Regions from separate parts of the Mus musculus genome. Here region 2 is linked to region 1. Evidence: chromatin contacts called from ENCODE Hi-C or POLR2A ChIA-PET data. All regions are on one chromosome and are shown on one strand. Each heading gives the region's core, a stretch centred on a gene start or an enhancer-like site at or near the end of the contact. The rest is flanking DNA. Distances are from core to core; before and after follow the strand shown. Region 1 holds the start of Amn1 (antagonist of mitotic exit network 1). Region 2 holds the start of Bicd1 (BICD cargo adaptor 1).

What was found. Hi-C counts contacts between places; a loop is a spot of excess contacts on that map. ChIA-PET counts read pairs that join two places held with the same protein, here RNA polymerase II (POLR2A).
Region 2: a loop to region 1 is called in a map of left cerebral cortex, with 5 times the contacts of the local background. The contact joins the promoter of Bicd1 here to the promoter of Amn1 in region 1. A Hi-C loop is called at or near these places in 1 of 37 maps with a recorded cell type or tissue (left cerebral cortex). POLR2A ChIA-PET finds 5 or more read pairs at or near these places in 2 of 5 experiments (Patski and embryonic stem cell).

The regions. Positions count from the first base shown.
Region 1 is chr6:149,184,076-149,191,951 of GRCm38, reverse strand. Amn1 (antagonist of mitotic exit network 1) reads left to right here and starts at 3,240. Exons shown (of 7, transcript NM_001113424.1): 1 at 3,240-3,346; 2 at 6,828-6,960. The coding sequence starts at 3,309.
Region 2 is chr6:149,406,340-149,414,215 of GRCm38, reverse strand. It overlaps Bicd1 (BICD cargo adaptor 1), which reads right to left and starts at 5,232. Exons shown (of 9, transcript NM_009753.4): 1 at 4,575-5,232. The coding sequence starts at 4,787. It also overlaps the pseudogene Gm15783.

The DNA.
Region 1 (7,876 bases), core at 1,991-4,490:
ACAGCCAGGACTGCACAGAGAAACCATGTCTTGAAAGGAAAGAAAGGGGCTAGAGAGATGGCTCAGCGGGTAAGAGCACTAGCCGCTCTTCTAGAGGTCCTGAGTTCAATTTCCAGCAACTACATGGTTGCTCATAACCATCTATAATGAGGTCTGGTGCTCTCTTCTGGCTGTGAAGGCAGAACATTGTATACATAATAAATAAAACTTAAAAAAAAAGAAAGGAAAGAAAGAAAGGGAGGAAGGAAGGAAGGAAGGAAGGAAGGAAGGAAGGAAGGAAGGAAGGAAGGAAGTGAAAGATCCTGACAGAATGTAAAAGGTCACAGAAGCCCTGAAATTGGCAAGATAGATGTCAGTGTTAGCAGAACTAGCTTCACTGATTTAGAAAAATAGAGGTGCACAGTGCTCTGGCCACTCCTTGAACCCGTGTGTCTGCCAATGTTTTGACTGTTCCTTGAACACATGTGTGTGCCCACTGATGAAGCCCATTGCCAGGTGTTTGTGATATTGGTTGCTGAGAAAGAGTCAGAAAATCTCCCCAGCAACCACAGCCCGGCCAATCCTGAGTTGCTACACCTGCACCAGACTCTTTCCTCGTACCCCTCCCATATCCATTTCTTGAGAATAGACATTGTTTAGATCTGGAAATCCCCTACTCTCCCCTTTCTCCTTTCCCCCCTGAGGGCCTATAAAAACTGGGACCTCTTTCCCCTCGAGGTCGACTCCTCTACCCCTTTGTGGGATATGAGTTGTCCCCAGAGCTCTGGCTCACCCCCCCTCCCCAATAAAGCATCATGTGGTTTACATCAAGCTTGGTCTATCGTGAGTTCTTGGGTGTCCGCTATTGTCCTGAGGCCTGAGCGAGGGGCTCCTTTCAGAGTCTTTCAGAAGGAAGGAAGGAAGGAAGGAAGGAAGGAAGGAAGAAAGAAAGAAAGAAAGAAAGAAAGAAAGAAAGAAAGAAAGAAAGAAGAGAGAAAGAAAGTCAGTCTTACCTAGGGGAGCCAGGTCCCTTCATGATCCTTTTTGAAGGCCCAGTCTTCTCCACAGTGGCATTCTTACCAAGTTTATGTATTGGTATGGAGTGCTCTTGCTGAGGGCCTCCTTGCTACAGGGACTCCACCTTGTATATCGTCTCCATTTTGTACTAAACTAGATTCTAAGAAATGACTGAATTTCCAGAAACTGCTTCTGGCCCCAGGTGTCCTACATGAACTTGAAATATATATCTCAACTTATGCTTTGTTGGTTATCACCCATACATGCCATGTCTGAAACCCAGAAGTTGCTAAAGAAACTTTGATTGGCTGGTCTCTATCCAAGCCAAGTTATCAGGAAGCCATCTGAGGTACTTGATGGATAATAACCCACTTCTTAAGGTGCCAGGTATGAATCCAGTTGGAAAGATACAATGTATACGTGTACTCAGTTAGTTGCCTCTATTCATGTCCCTATTTCACCTAATTTGTGTTTTGGTTTTGTTACTATTGTTTTTGGGTTTTTTGTTTTTTTGTTTTTTGTTTTGTTTTGTTTTGTTTTGGAAACAGGGTTTTTCTGTGTAGCCTTGGCTATCTTGGAATTCACTCTGTAGATCAGTCTGGCCTCAAACTCAGAAATCCACCTGTCTCTGCCTTCCAAGTGCTGGGATTAAAGGCATGCACCACCACTGCCCGGCTTGGTTTTGTTTTAAAAGGTTGCTCTGTCTTGTCCTTCCCTGTCCTGCCCTGCCCTGCCCTGTCCCACTGACAGTTTGAATTCTGAACCCAGCTGTTTCCCTGATATACTAGTTTTATGAATAAATTGTGTTGCCTGGAACTTGGTTTTCATAGTGAATTATTCCCAAATTCTCAGACCTTAACATTCTGATCTGAAAAACAGGCCAAAGAATTTCAATTTAGAAGGATTATAATGAATATGACCTGTTGGGGTCCATGAATAGCCACACGCTGACCACTTGGACACTAATCTCAGATATGATGAAAGTTTATTGACTACTTAATTCAGGCTTATCGATTAGGGACATAGAAAGGACTTGGGAACCAGACTGTGCTACCTAGGGCAGACTGGTTATAGGAAAACCAAGTGCAGAAGACATTGTAAAGCCCCAGAGTATCATTACCTGCCGGGAGACACACACCCCCGCCCCCCCATCCGAAGTGAAATGAGACTCTCAGATCCATGCAAAAGCAAGAGGTTTATTTTTCTGGTCCGCTGGGATCGACCTTCAGCGGTCTCTCAGGCAAGAGACCAAGAGACCGGAGGCGACCCTACATACAAGCACCTTTTATACATTTTTAAGCCTATTACAGTAACAACACCTAAGCCCTTGGTGATAAGTTGTTAGGCTGACCTTTTGGCTGATTGGCTGGGCCAATATCAGATCATCCTGGGAGAGTAACTTCGTTCCCCAGAGGGCCCAGGTGGCCTTCAGCCAGGACGTTGTATGATTTTTCTGAGAAGTGTTTTGTCAGTCATTTCTGCGAAATCGTCCTGGGGTCGGGAGCGAGAAATTCTCCCTTGAGGCCTAATACCCTCTCCTGGAGCCATCTCAGGGTTCGATCAGAGTCGCTTAGTCTTATCAGTATTATGAGCTGCCCTCTAAGCTGACTGGTACTAAGTGAGATGGGTAAGGTGGTAGTTAGGGGTTTCCAGAGTATTGAGCTAACAGAGCATGAGTATTATGGAGAACGTTATGTCAGCTACGAATAATTACTTCTAGGAAGCACAATCTGAGAACCTGTACTTAATTTCACCTTATGAGCAATATGGAGACTAAAATCAAAATAGCTAGTCATGTTAAACGGAACAGGCCTTAATATGTCCCATTCCTGGAATGACCCAGGACTGCATGGTTCAGCTCTTGCTTCAGGCGCACTCTGTGGAGATGACTACTGCAGTCCTGTAAACCCCGTGTTTGAAGTCGGTGTCTGTATCTGACTAGAGACTTGGTTTGCTTCATGGGACCTGGCATCGCACCAGCAAAAGCAGTGACCTGCCATTAGCCTTTGCCTGGACAGCGACTTCTGGCGACTCTTGGGCAGGAGAAGCAGTAACTGGCAATAGCGGGCAGGAAGAACTACAAGTCCCAGGGGGCTTTGCTCCCGCTTTGGATGCCTCTACATTTTGTGCCAGTTAGTTCTGAGCAGCCCTCAGTTCTGCCCAGAGAGAGCGCTGAACTTCCTCTTCCGCTCCTAATGTGGCCACGCCCCAGGTCCAACTCTGTGACGTCATTTAGGTTTACCAGTCCTGCGCGACCGGAAGTTGGTTGTGGAGGGCCGCAACTGCCGTCCAGGCTTAAGAGGGCTTCCGCGATGCCTTTGTCCGGAGTAGTCAGTCAGCTCCTGGAACTGTGAGTCCGCCCCAGCTCCCAGTCCCTTCCCTCACGTCCTGCTGGCTCCTAGTCCTTGTCCCGGCTTTGTGTCTGGTCTCTGAGGACTGTGGTGCACCGTGGGGCTGGCGGCTCCACCCGATGGCCTGTCTCAGGTGGGCGTTGAGGGTGAAGGCAGAACAAAAGAAACCTGGAGCCAGGCTGGACCAACAAACCTCCACTAATACCGGCGTGACTCGCTAGCTTTGGGACCATGAACAGTAACAATCTCTCCCGATTGTACAGGAGAGCTTTCTAAAATTCGGATAACAGTAGGGCGTGGCAGTTCACGCCTATAATCCCAGCTATCCGGAAACTGAAACAGGATTGCCACAAATTCGAAGCTAACGGGGTAATGTTGTAATACACACGCATACCCAAGCAAATCGCGTATTAGTACCTGTCTCAAGGAGTCTTTGTAAGAATCAGCTTAACATATGTAAAGCCCTTAATCCAAACACTTCTTGAGAATTCAAGTTGAAGTTCAAGGCTCTTCAGCCATATAGTGAGTTAGAGGCAGGCTTTAGTATTACTTGTTATTTCTATTTTTAGAAAGAAAAACTATTAACAGAAAAGCAGGAATGGTTTAACAATTGGAAACTACAAAGACTACATTGGTTCCGTTGTTGACTTAACAGTACATAAACAAATGTTATTTCTTGCCTAAGTTCCAGCTTTTTCTTCTGTATTGTTTTGTTGCTATTTATTTTTCCTTGAGACAGTCTCATGTAGCCTATGCTGGCCTAGAACACATTGTGTGTGTAGCCAAGGATAACTTTAAACTTCTGATCCTTCTTCATTCATTTCCTGAATGTTGAGATTACAGACACACACTATATTATTCCCAGTTTACCTCAGCCTCCTGAGCCCGAGGCAAGCATAATGCCAACTCAGTTATATCCCCAACCCTTTTGTTTTGAGACAGAATCTTATGTAGCACAGGCTGGCCTCAGACCCACAATGTCAGGCTAACCTTGAACTCTTGAGTCTTCTGCCCCAGCCTTCCAAATGCTGAGATTATAGACTTGAGTTATCAGCACCAGCTTTGGCTTTGGCTTTTTGAGGACAGGGTCTCATGTAGCATAACAGGCTAGAAATTCATTGTGTGGCAAAGGATGTCCCTGAACTTCAAGATCCTTCTTGCTTGTACCCATAGAGTTCTGGGATTGCAAGTATGCCACAATTGTTTGTGTAGATAGAACTTAAAGCTGACTTACCAGAAAGCAATTTGACAATATTGTTACCATACCACAGAACAATATGGATGCTTTTCTAAAGGGAAATAACTAAATGAGATGTCCAATGTGAAGCTTATAGCCATTACAAAGGGTGAGAATACTGAAATGCTTTTAAGGTTTTCACAAGAGATTGTTGAATGAAAAGGACAGTAGGTACTGAGAAGTAACTATTACCGGAATGCTGTTTTAGGAAACTGACACCTCCCTTCTCAATACCCTTCAATACCTTTATTATATGTTTGTGTGGGGATGTGTATGCAAGCACAAGGGAAGAAAGAATGTGTGTGTGTTTGTAAACAGAATTTGTGGTTGCTTGACACAGGTATGAGTTTCTCAGATGGCCAGAATTTGAAGCCCTAAAACATGTTGGTTACATTGCTTTAAAAGAGGCTAAAGAAGACTCTACCTATTCTGGTATATTGGCTGGTTTTGTGTGTCAACTTAACACAAGCTGGAGTTACCACAAATAAAGTTCCTCAGTTGAGGAATTGCCTCTATGAGATCCAGCTATAAGGCATTTTCTCAATTAGTAATCAAGGGAGAGGGCCCAGCCCATTGAGTGGTGCCATCTCTCTAGGCTGGTGGTCTTGGGGTCTATATGAAGGCAAGCTAAGCAAGCCAGGGGAAGCAGTCAAGTAAAGTGGCACTCCTCTATAGCCTCTGCATCAGCTCTTGCATCCAGGTTCCTATGTGAGTTCTAGTCTTGACTTTCTTTGGTGATGAACAGCAATGTCGAAGTGTAAGCAGAATAAACCCTTTCCTCCCCACTGTGCTTCTTGGTCGTGATGTTTCATTGCAGCAGTAGAAACCCTGACTAAGACACCTACCTGGCTTGTTAGGTTTTGTGGTGCTAAGTATCAAGTCCAGGGCCTTACAGATACTAGAACTACTAAACTACATTCCTAGCCACCACTTTGGTTAAGTGGCATCTTTGTGTCTAGGAACCAAACAAACACAAGATTAGCAAGAAAAACAAAACAAAAACCAAGTTTTCATTAATTTCTGCTTATACTTTGGAACTTTTAAAAAAGTGTTGTTTTTTTTTGTTTTTGTTTTTGTTTTTGTATTTTTCAGAGAAACGGCCAAACTAGAAAGCCTTAACATTTCTGACAAAGAGCAATAATATGTGAAGGAATGGCAGGACAGGGCTGGGTAGTAAATTCTAGAGCTGACAGTGAAAGCTGTAAGGAGGATTATGAAGTTTGTATGACCCAAGGCAACCACACTGCCCAGGCTCTTGGATTAAGGTTGTTTCTGAACAGTATTCAAGGAAGTTTAGAGGAATTTCTGTGGTTTACTAGTGCAGGAAAGAATAAGTCAGAGAGCCCTTCCTGCAAGCTGCATTTATCCTGAACTAATCAGTGTGCCAGAATGAAGTCCTGATTAAATTGTCCTCAGTGCTTCAGGGTCTTAGTGGTTGTCTCTTCTGGTAATTGCATATGCAGGTAATTGATTGTCCTCTCCATAAATCTGTAGTCATTGCCCACATAACTTAGAAATATATATTTTCATGTGTGCAGGTAGGGTGCTCCGTATGCATACGTGTATGTGCACATATATACCTGAGGTCCATGGTGGTCAGAAAAGGCCATAAGATCCCTGGAACTAGAATTGCAGATGGTTGTAAGCTGCCATGTGGATGCTGGGAATCAAACTCAGATCCTCTGGAAAAGCAGGGACCAGTGTGCTATCTTCCCAGTCACTAGTTTTAGGGTTTTTTAGAGGCAGTCTCATGTAGCACAGGTTAGTTTCCAACTCTCTGAGAATAGCTGTGAACTCATAATCCCCTACTACTTCCCAGGTGCTGGGATTATAGGCATATACTACCATGCCCTTCTTAAAATATTTTTTAATAAAGCCAAGCATGTTAGGATACATGACTGTTATCCTCAAATTCTAAATGTAAAGCAGGAGGACTAGGAATTCCAGGACATCCTAGGCTACAGTGTAGTGAGTTGGAGATGAGCCCAGGCTATCTGAGACTGTTTCAAAGCAAAATTTTAAAATGTGTATTGGTAATGGGTTTACAGAGGGAAGTGGTAAAGGAAAATTATATCATATATAACTTTACAGAGGCAGTGATTATGAATGTCATCAAGCTAACTTTGTAAATGTTAATAAAAATACTGTCTTATGAAAGGACTAAGTGCTGACAAACAGTATTGATATGTGTTAGCTACTAGTGCAGATACAGAATAATTTACTGTATTGTCTTTGTATTCCAGATGTCTTCAGTACCTAGTAATCAATATTTCCAGATATATATCAGATATTAAATATTTGCCTTCCAACATTAAAGATAGACTAATTAAAATAATGAGCATTCGGGGTCGGATAACAGATTCCAATATAAGTGAGGTAAGAATGTATAATTATAAAAGTTTATTTCACTGTTTAGACTTAGTTTTAGATTTTTTTAATGGAAAAAGATATATAGTGTAAATTATTACTCATTTTAAAATAAGACTTTGACTTGAAAAGCCAGTGCTCATCCTTGGATGTATACCATCTTCTACTACCCTTTCTTGCTTTTCCTCTTCCCTCCCGTCTTCTCTCTACACTTAATTAGATTTTAAAACCTCTTTGTTGTTGTTAATGCTTTTGAGACAGAATCTCACTGCCCTGGATGACCTTGAACTCACAGAGATCTGCCAATTTAGAAACTGGGCTGTTATTTATTGGCCTCAAGGAAACACTGAATAGTAGCTCCCCAAAACAATGAATATGTACTAACTGTCCCCAACACTTGGACAGTTAGACATGGAAGATTTTGTGTGTAATTCTATTACCCAGGAGTCAGAAGCAGGAGATTTGTTGTGAGTTTCCAGCCAGCTTGATCTACATAGTGAGTACTAGGCAACTATGGGTTATAAGGTTAGACTTTGTCTCAAACAAAAGGTGGGGATGAAGAGATGGCTCAGCAGTTAAAAGTTCTTGCTACTTTTCCAGAGGATCAGAGTTCAGTTCCCAGCATCCACATAAGGAGCCCTACAAATGCCTTTAACTCTAGCCCCTAAGGATCTAATGCCAGGCTTCCTTAGTCACCCACAATATTTAAAAAAAAAAAAAAAATCTTTAAAAGTCATGGTAAGGTTAGGCACAGTGACTCGCTTTAATCCCAGCACTCAGGAGGTAGAGGCAAGCAGATATCTGAGTTTGAGGCCTGTATGGTCCAGATAATGAGTTCCAGGACAGCCAGAGCTATATTGAGAGACCCTGGTTACAAAGCAACAACAAAAAGGCTCAGTGGTATTTACTATAATTACAGCATTTG
Region 2 (7,876 bases), core at 3,983-6,482, 220 kb before region 1:
TGGTTCTGGAGTATAATCTCACTCCATGTTTATATTCATATTCATTTTCTCCCTCCTTCTATGAAGCCAGGTGCAGGTATTTCAATAACAAACTCCGTGAATCAGTTCTAAAATAAAATATGGAAAATTAGAAAAATAAATGAATTCAAAGGGAAACGTGTATGGGCCAGGTGTTCATATGAGAACTATTAATTACTTTAGAAAAGGCTATCAAACAGTGAAATATTATGGCTGGAACTGAATGAGCATAACTGAAAGAAAATATAGAAAATGGCTGGATGAAAGTTAATACAACCAAGCAAGATTATTTTATATTTTGGAAAAAGTAGAAGGAATTTGAAAAGGAAAAAGTAGATAGACAAATAAACAAACCAGGTAAAACACAGCGGGCCAGGTATATTACAGTAAATATTTTAAGATTATTCAGTTACTGGGTTTTATAGCCAAAGTGACTAGATTCCAGGAGGAAAAGGCACCAATAGCCATCCTTTCTTTTCTCTCCATTTTAATGACTAAGATACTTGCTGGCAGATTCATGTTTCTACTCTTTTCTCCCTATCTTATGAGATGCTGTACAAGATCTGAAGTGCTTATAAGATACTAGGCATATACCCAGAAGATGCTCCAACATGTAATAAGGACACATGCTCCACTATGTTCATAGCAGTCATATTTATAATATATGTCAACTGTCAGAGAAGAAATAAGGAGTAGTGTACTAATAATGTCCAACTGCCTGAATCATCCTGGCTTCACACCAAGATCTAGAGTGGGCAGGATGTGGTCACACTGCAGGACTGTGGAAACCAGCCAGGCATTATGCTGATGCACATATTCCCATCATCAGCCAATGAGACAAGGAAGCAAAATCACCAATAATTCACCAACAGAACTATCCATCTATTCCCTTCATATCAACACACAAGGCTGCTTTAGGGTCATCAAAGCAAATTACAGTCTTCCATACACAACTACTCATTTTTCCTTTCTGACAACCTTCCAAACTATCAGGACAGAACTTGAGCCACCTTATCAATCCTCCCTAAATAGTACCATATTCTTCACAACTGACTTTATAAAAATAAAGAATAAAAAGAAAATCCTACATATAGATTCATATGTTCAAAGACATTTAAAGTAGTACAAAGAGTATTTACCAAAGGAGCAATGGTAATGGTAGTCAGAAGGGAGAACACATAGAAGAACATGTACTATGTTGTTGTCCTAATTTACTTTCTGTTACTATGAAAATTTTAATTACATTTTAATAATGTGTGTGTGTGTGTGTGTGTGTGTGTGTGTGTGTGTGTGTGTGTGTGTGCGTGCGTGTGCATGTATGTACCACTCATGTGAGATAGGGAAACAACTTACAAGAGTGGGCTCTCTTTCTCTACCATGTAGAAACAGGGTGGAGGGAGAGTAATGGAACTCATCAAGCCTGGCAACAAAACCCCTTACCCTCTGAGCCATCTGTCCCTTCTCCCCAGAATATTTTAAAGCAATGACTTCCAGGGTTGAGAAAAGGCTTATTTGGTTTAAAAAAAAATCTATTGTACAAGCATTAGGACCTAAATTCAATGCTTTAAAAAGCATAGCATGGCAGTACACACTTGTAACCTCAGCACTGGGGAGGCAGATACAGGTGGGTCCCTAGAGTTCACTGACCAGCTAACTTAGCATACTCAGCAAGTTTCAGGCCAGTAAGAGATACTATCTCAAAAGACAAGTAGTCTAAGGAATAACATTTGAGTGTCCTCTGACCTACACACACACACACACACACACACACACTAAATGGCTTGTATGTGACATCATCATTAGATTACATTGTTTTACACTGTTGTTTTGTATTTAATTCAAAACATGACTCAATTCATTTAAGTAATAATCTCAACGAAAATAAAACATATTTAAAAGATAAAATAAGTATTATTATCTAATAATAGCATATAACTATTTTTACTACCTTAAAATACACTTCTATATAGCTAAAATCCTGTTTACTAGGATTTGTCATTTGCGTTTTCTTTCTTTCTTTTTTCTTTCCTTTTCTTTTTTTTTTTTTTTTTTTTTTTTTTTCCTGAGACAGGGTTTCTCTGTGTAGCCCTGGCTGTCCTGGAACTCATTCTGTAGACCAGGCTCGCCTTGAACTCAGATTAAACTGGGATTAAAGGCATGCACCACCACTGCCCAGCTTTGAGTTATCTTTATGCTAAATGTAAGTCAAAATATGTGTAATAGCAAGTGTCATTTGATAAAAAGAAAAACTCCTTATATTTTTTCTTGCTATATAGAACAAAATTTCTTAAATCTTTTATTTTAAAAAATATAATTGGCATTTGTATTATTTTGTTAAGAACTTTCATCATTCTTATAAAACATTTCCCCCTTTTCCCTTGACTGACAATGAGACTAAAACAGTGGTCACTTTCTACACTCTTCAATTTTCTCAGTCTTTCTCTAACACTAAGCAATATTGACTTCTGAACACTTGATAAAGGTGTAAATTCTTCTAATATAAATTTATTTTATAAAATATTTATTTTTATTTTTATTATGTGCTAAGCTCTGTGTTAAGACTTTGTATTATTTTAAAATAAGCCAGGCACAGGAAACAAACATTTCATTATCTCATTCATATAAGGAATCAGAGATGTAAGTGATAGTTACTAGAAGTGTTGATTGCTTGAAAGAAGAGATATTGATGAAAAGGTCATTATTACAGTTAGATAAGAAGAATAAGTTTAAGAAATTCACTGTGCACCATGATGATTATAATGCCAATATATTTACTCTTTAAAAATACAGAATGAATGTTGAGTTATCACAAAAAAGATAATTATATGAAGCAATATAATGCCCAAAAAGGCATAACATATGTACACTGCAAAACATAATTCTGCACATAATAAATACATACAATTTTATCTATCAACTTTAAATAAATAAAAGGCAAACTCATTATTTTAAGTATTGTTTACTAAAGACAAAAGGCAACTGTATTAAGGTTTAGTGTGTTAAGTACAACAACACATAAATATCCCTGAAAGTGTTGTTTAGCTCAAGAAGAAAGGTCTATTAACAATCATATTTTATATCATCAAATAAGTCCACCTCTTTTATCAAGAAAGTGATGACATAACATTGGTTTGCATTTCTCCACCTTGGCAAAGCACAGTCAATAAATAAAGACATCATGGAAACATCTCTGAGAATTACAATAATCATCTATTTCCTTACTTCCTAAGATTTAGCATCTAAAACATGTCAGTCTAAGACATAATCTAAGACATATTTAGAAAATATAAGTACAGATACCATTAAATCCAGATATGAATATAGCAAGAAAAGCATGAACTAGAATTTATAGCCCGGTATATAAAAATTATATCTCTATCTATTGTTTTCAACTATATCTATTTACATATTTTGGTATTTAAGCATCTAAATAAAATAGCATAATTAAAGGTTTAAATATGTATTATTTATAAGTTAGGTGAGTTGATTAGAATGTCATACTCATGTTTTTTTAACTGTGACAATACAAAACTGGGCCTCCCCTTTCCCTAAAATAAGCTTAGATTATAAGAAAAGTATTTCTATTTATGTATGATATGCCTAACATTTAAAATGTTAGTATGCACCTAAAAATAAAGACTTGTCACACAGAAAATCTGTGTTTATGTATACTAACATTTATACACGACTGCTTGCTATTTCCAGTGTCTTAAATAGTATGTATAATCCTTATGAATATTTGGTTGGACATTTCAGTACATTACCCTTAGAAGAAGGAAATATAAAAATAGGGGGGGAAATGTTATTCACAGAACATTGGTGATATTCTGATTTTATAAATACAGTAATTTCAACCTGAAGGGCCATATTTGATAGGCAAGGCATAGATATCCATATATTTTACATTTCTTTCTCATGTCTCACCATATGGAGATGATTTTGATTTTCCTCAGTCTCAGGGTGCCTTCTATAAGACATAAGCATAGCCCAGCCTTGCACAGAGGTGAAATTAAGGGCAGCAAAACCACCCAGCAAAGTTGTTTTGCTCCTACAGCCCCATGACAAGGACTAAAGCCAACGTCAAACGGGACTGGTGAGTCCTAATAACTAGTTCCTATTTCACCAAGGAGCAATTACTCAGCAGACGACTGAAGTACCAAATTCTACCATCCTGAAATTGTAGGTCCTCAGGCACAAACCTCATCAATTGGATGGATTATGGTCATTGATATCTGGGTTTGAAATAACAGCAGTTTGAGAAGTTTGATTTATGCATTTCAACCCAATTCAATGTTACCTGCCAGCACGGATGCCTGAAGACTTCTTGTGACTCTCCCTCCCCCACATAATAAAGAGCTTCCCATTCCAGCTTATGCATTCATTTCTTGGGTAATTTTTCTATTGGTGAAAACAATGGACTCTTTCAATATTCTCTTATCAACAAAGGGCTCTAAGATGAAGTCCTTCTGGCCATATCCCTTCTGACTTCTTTACAGTGATGACTGGCACTGAGAAATGCCAAACCTGGAGAGGGAAATAGGAGACGGGTTGCTCACCTCTCTGAGCTGCTCCAGCTCTTGTTTGAGGCCGTCATACTCGGCCTCCAGCTCGTCATACTGTTGCTTGAGAGTCAGTTTCTCCTCCAGCACCACCAGCCCATACTCTGCAGCCTGGATCTTCTCATGGGTCGTTTCTGTGAGCTCCTTGGTCAGTCTCTCTATTTCAGTCTTATATTGGTCTACCGTCTTCAGCGCCTCCTCTGCGGCCATAGCGGGGTGGCGGAGATAGACGCAAAGCAGAAGGGAAAAGGAGAAGCAAATAGGAATGAAAATAAAAATGGAAAAGAAAAGTGCCTGATGAATAATAGGTAGAGCGCCCTGAGGCCCGGCCGGCAGCTGCGGCTACACGGCCGGAAGCACTGAGGAGGAATACATGGAATATGGGAGGAATATACCCTGCAGCATGGAGACTGCAAGGTGATGACCGCAGCCGGGATCCTCCGGGCCACGCGCCGGGGCAGTCAGCAGCCAAGCTGCATGGCCAAGGGGCAACTCGCGCAGCAAGAGACTCCGGTTCTGCGGCCTCAGAGGCGCGTGGCCGCCATGTCTCAGGCCGCGTCACTGCGGTCCACCGCCCAATGCTCCGTGGGAGGCTGAGCTCCACCTGCTTGCTGGGCCCTGCGGCAGCCAGTGCACACAGATGCGGACTCCAACTGGTCCTCTTCCTCTCAGCCACTCAGAATGCAGGGAGGTAGGGAAGGGGAGGAGCAAATCCAAAACCCCACCGAGCCTCGCAGCGCAGCACAGCCGACTGCTGAAGAGGGATGAGGGCAGAGGGACCCAGAACTAGCTGAGGAATGATGGGAGACTACGGAGGGCTGAGGAGGGGGAACCGCGCTGAGGCGGAATGAAGGCTGAGGAAAATGGGTGTCTTAAAGAGAAGTGGAGGCTAAGGAGGCTGGGGGATGGAAGAGGACTGCATCTGAGAAGAGATGCTAGACTGAGGAAGCCAGGGCAGCTGAAGAAAGGGCAAGGGTGTTGGAAAGGGTGATTGGTGTCTGAAAGATCAGAACACTAAGAAGGCCTCCAACGGGCTAAGTTTTCTGAGGTGGGAATTCGAAGCCTACTGGAGTGCAGTGAGCCCACAGAAAACAAACAGAGCTAGTGCTTTCAAGAATGCTGCTTTTCCAAAGCTTGATAGATGTACCTTGGGAGTCCTTCCTCCTTTCTCAGACTCTGTCTAATTTGGTCTAGTCCACCTAACACTCTACCAGAGAACTTTGCTGTCCCCCAACCTAAGCCTCTGTGCACTTAGTTCATCATACTACCTTACTGCATAACGTAATTACTGGAGAGATGTGAACAAATATCTATTCACCCCAGTAAGGCTACCACCACAGTCCAACTTGATGAACCAACGGGTTTTATTGAAATAATATTTAAAGGAATATAAGTGAGGGGTTATTTACAGAAACAGAAATGACTCAAAAATATCTACATCACCAAAAGCCCACCCCAGGGGTGACAGATCATAGACACTGGAAAACCTGAACCATACTACACAACTTGAAAGCAGCTCAGTAGGTTGGAGACTGTCTGTTTCACATAGCTCTGGTGATTTGTGTCTCTCCTAGGTAGCTAAGCATGTCTGTCCCAACTCTCGGCCTGCTTTCCTGATTATATATCCTTGGGGAAGGAGTGAATCTCATTAGTTTCATGAATTTACGGAAGCCTTTGAGTTGTTTACTTCCTGGGTTTAAGAGCTTCCTAGAAGGATGGAATGTTTTACTTCTCTTTAGAACATCCTGTATATTGAAATTCTGTTAAGATGAACTGTTCTATCTGGGAGGAAATTGTTGTATAACATCTGCAGGTGCTCAGTAAGTCTCTAGGCCAGTGGTTCTCAACCTGTGGGTAGAAACCCCTTCAGGGCTTGAACAATCCTTTCACAAAGGTCTCATATCAGACATTTACATTACAAGTCATAACAGTAGAAAAAATGCAGTTATCAAGTAGCAACAAAAATAATTTAATGGTTGGGGGTCACCACAATGTGAGGTACTGAATTAAAGGGTCACAGCATTAGGAAGGTTGAAATATCGGGCACTGTATTTCTTCCAGATAGTTCTATATAGGCCTTACTACATGGATTCTTCAGTAAAGGAAATGAGTCTGCAATTTCTCTTAGAAGGTATTTATGATATTCTACTAAGCAAAAAAAAAAAAAATGCACCCTTTAAATAAGAGCAAAGTTCTTGAGATAGTGAGTCATGCATTCTTCAAAGCATGTTAGATACATCATGACAACCCTGATATAGAAACCACTATCTCCCACTTATAGGTGTTGAAAAAGGATTGCATCTCCAAAATCAGTGGCTAACAGTTTCTCTGTGATTGCTGGGTTATTTCTTTTCTTTTTTTTTTTTTTTTTTTATTTATATGTAAGTACACTGTAGCTATCCTCAGATACTCCAGAAGAGGCCATCAGATTTCATTACGGATGGTTGTGAGCCACCATGTGGTTGCTGGGATTTGAACTCAGGACCTTCAGAAGAGCAGTCGGCGCTCTTTAACCACTGAGCCATCCCGCCAGCCCCTGCTGGGTTATTTCTTAGCCATAGACACATCCTTGGCACTTCCCTACTAGAAAGGTACTATATTCTCCAAGGACTCAATGTAACTTTTTGTTTTATTTTTCTTTTTTATCGACATATAATAATTGTACATGTTTATGGGGTACAGTATGATAAAGTTATACATAAGAAATTGCAATTCTCTATCTTGTTTATTTTGTCTGTAAATCTCATCAAAAATTGTTTTTCTTCTCTTTCTGTCTGCAGGAACACATTCTATGAAAAAAATATTCTTTATAGAATCAGTCATTTCCCATCACCCTGTCTTGTCTTCATATGCAACAAAGTACATAACTGTTCCCTAGAGAGGGGTGGAAGCAGTCCTGTATGGTTCAGGGAAGAGACCGAAAATGGGTAGACCTCAGTCCTGAGTCTCCAAGTCAGTTATCACCATCCTCTTTTGACTCTTCTTTAGACTCGGGTGCACTCTGTGGTAGGTCACAATTCATCTGCCAGAATCCTCCTGACTGTACATCCTATATGTATTTGATGGTCACTTTGAATAAGTCACCTCCTAACCAAAAGGCATTAGGAGGATTTGGGCCTATTTTGCAGTCCGCATCACCCTACTTGCATACTTTTTAGTTGGATAGCAGGCTCACCATATCCCCCTTGAGAGCAATGGACATGCTCAGCTATGGTATCATGGAAGGGAAAACTGTTCCAGCGACTCAGATCCAGGCTCACAGTAAATAGTGCTTTGTTCCTGTCTCAGGCAAAGTCTCT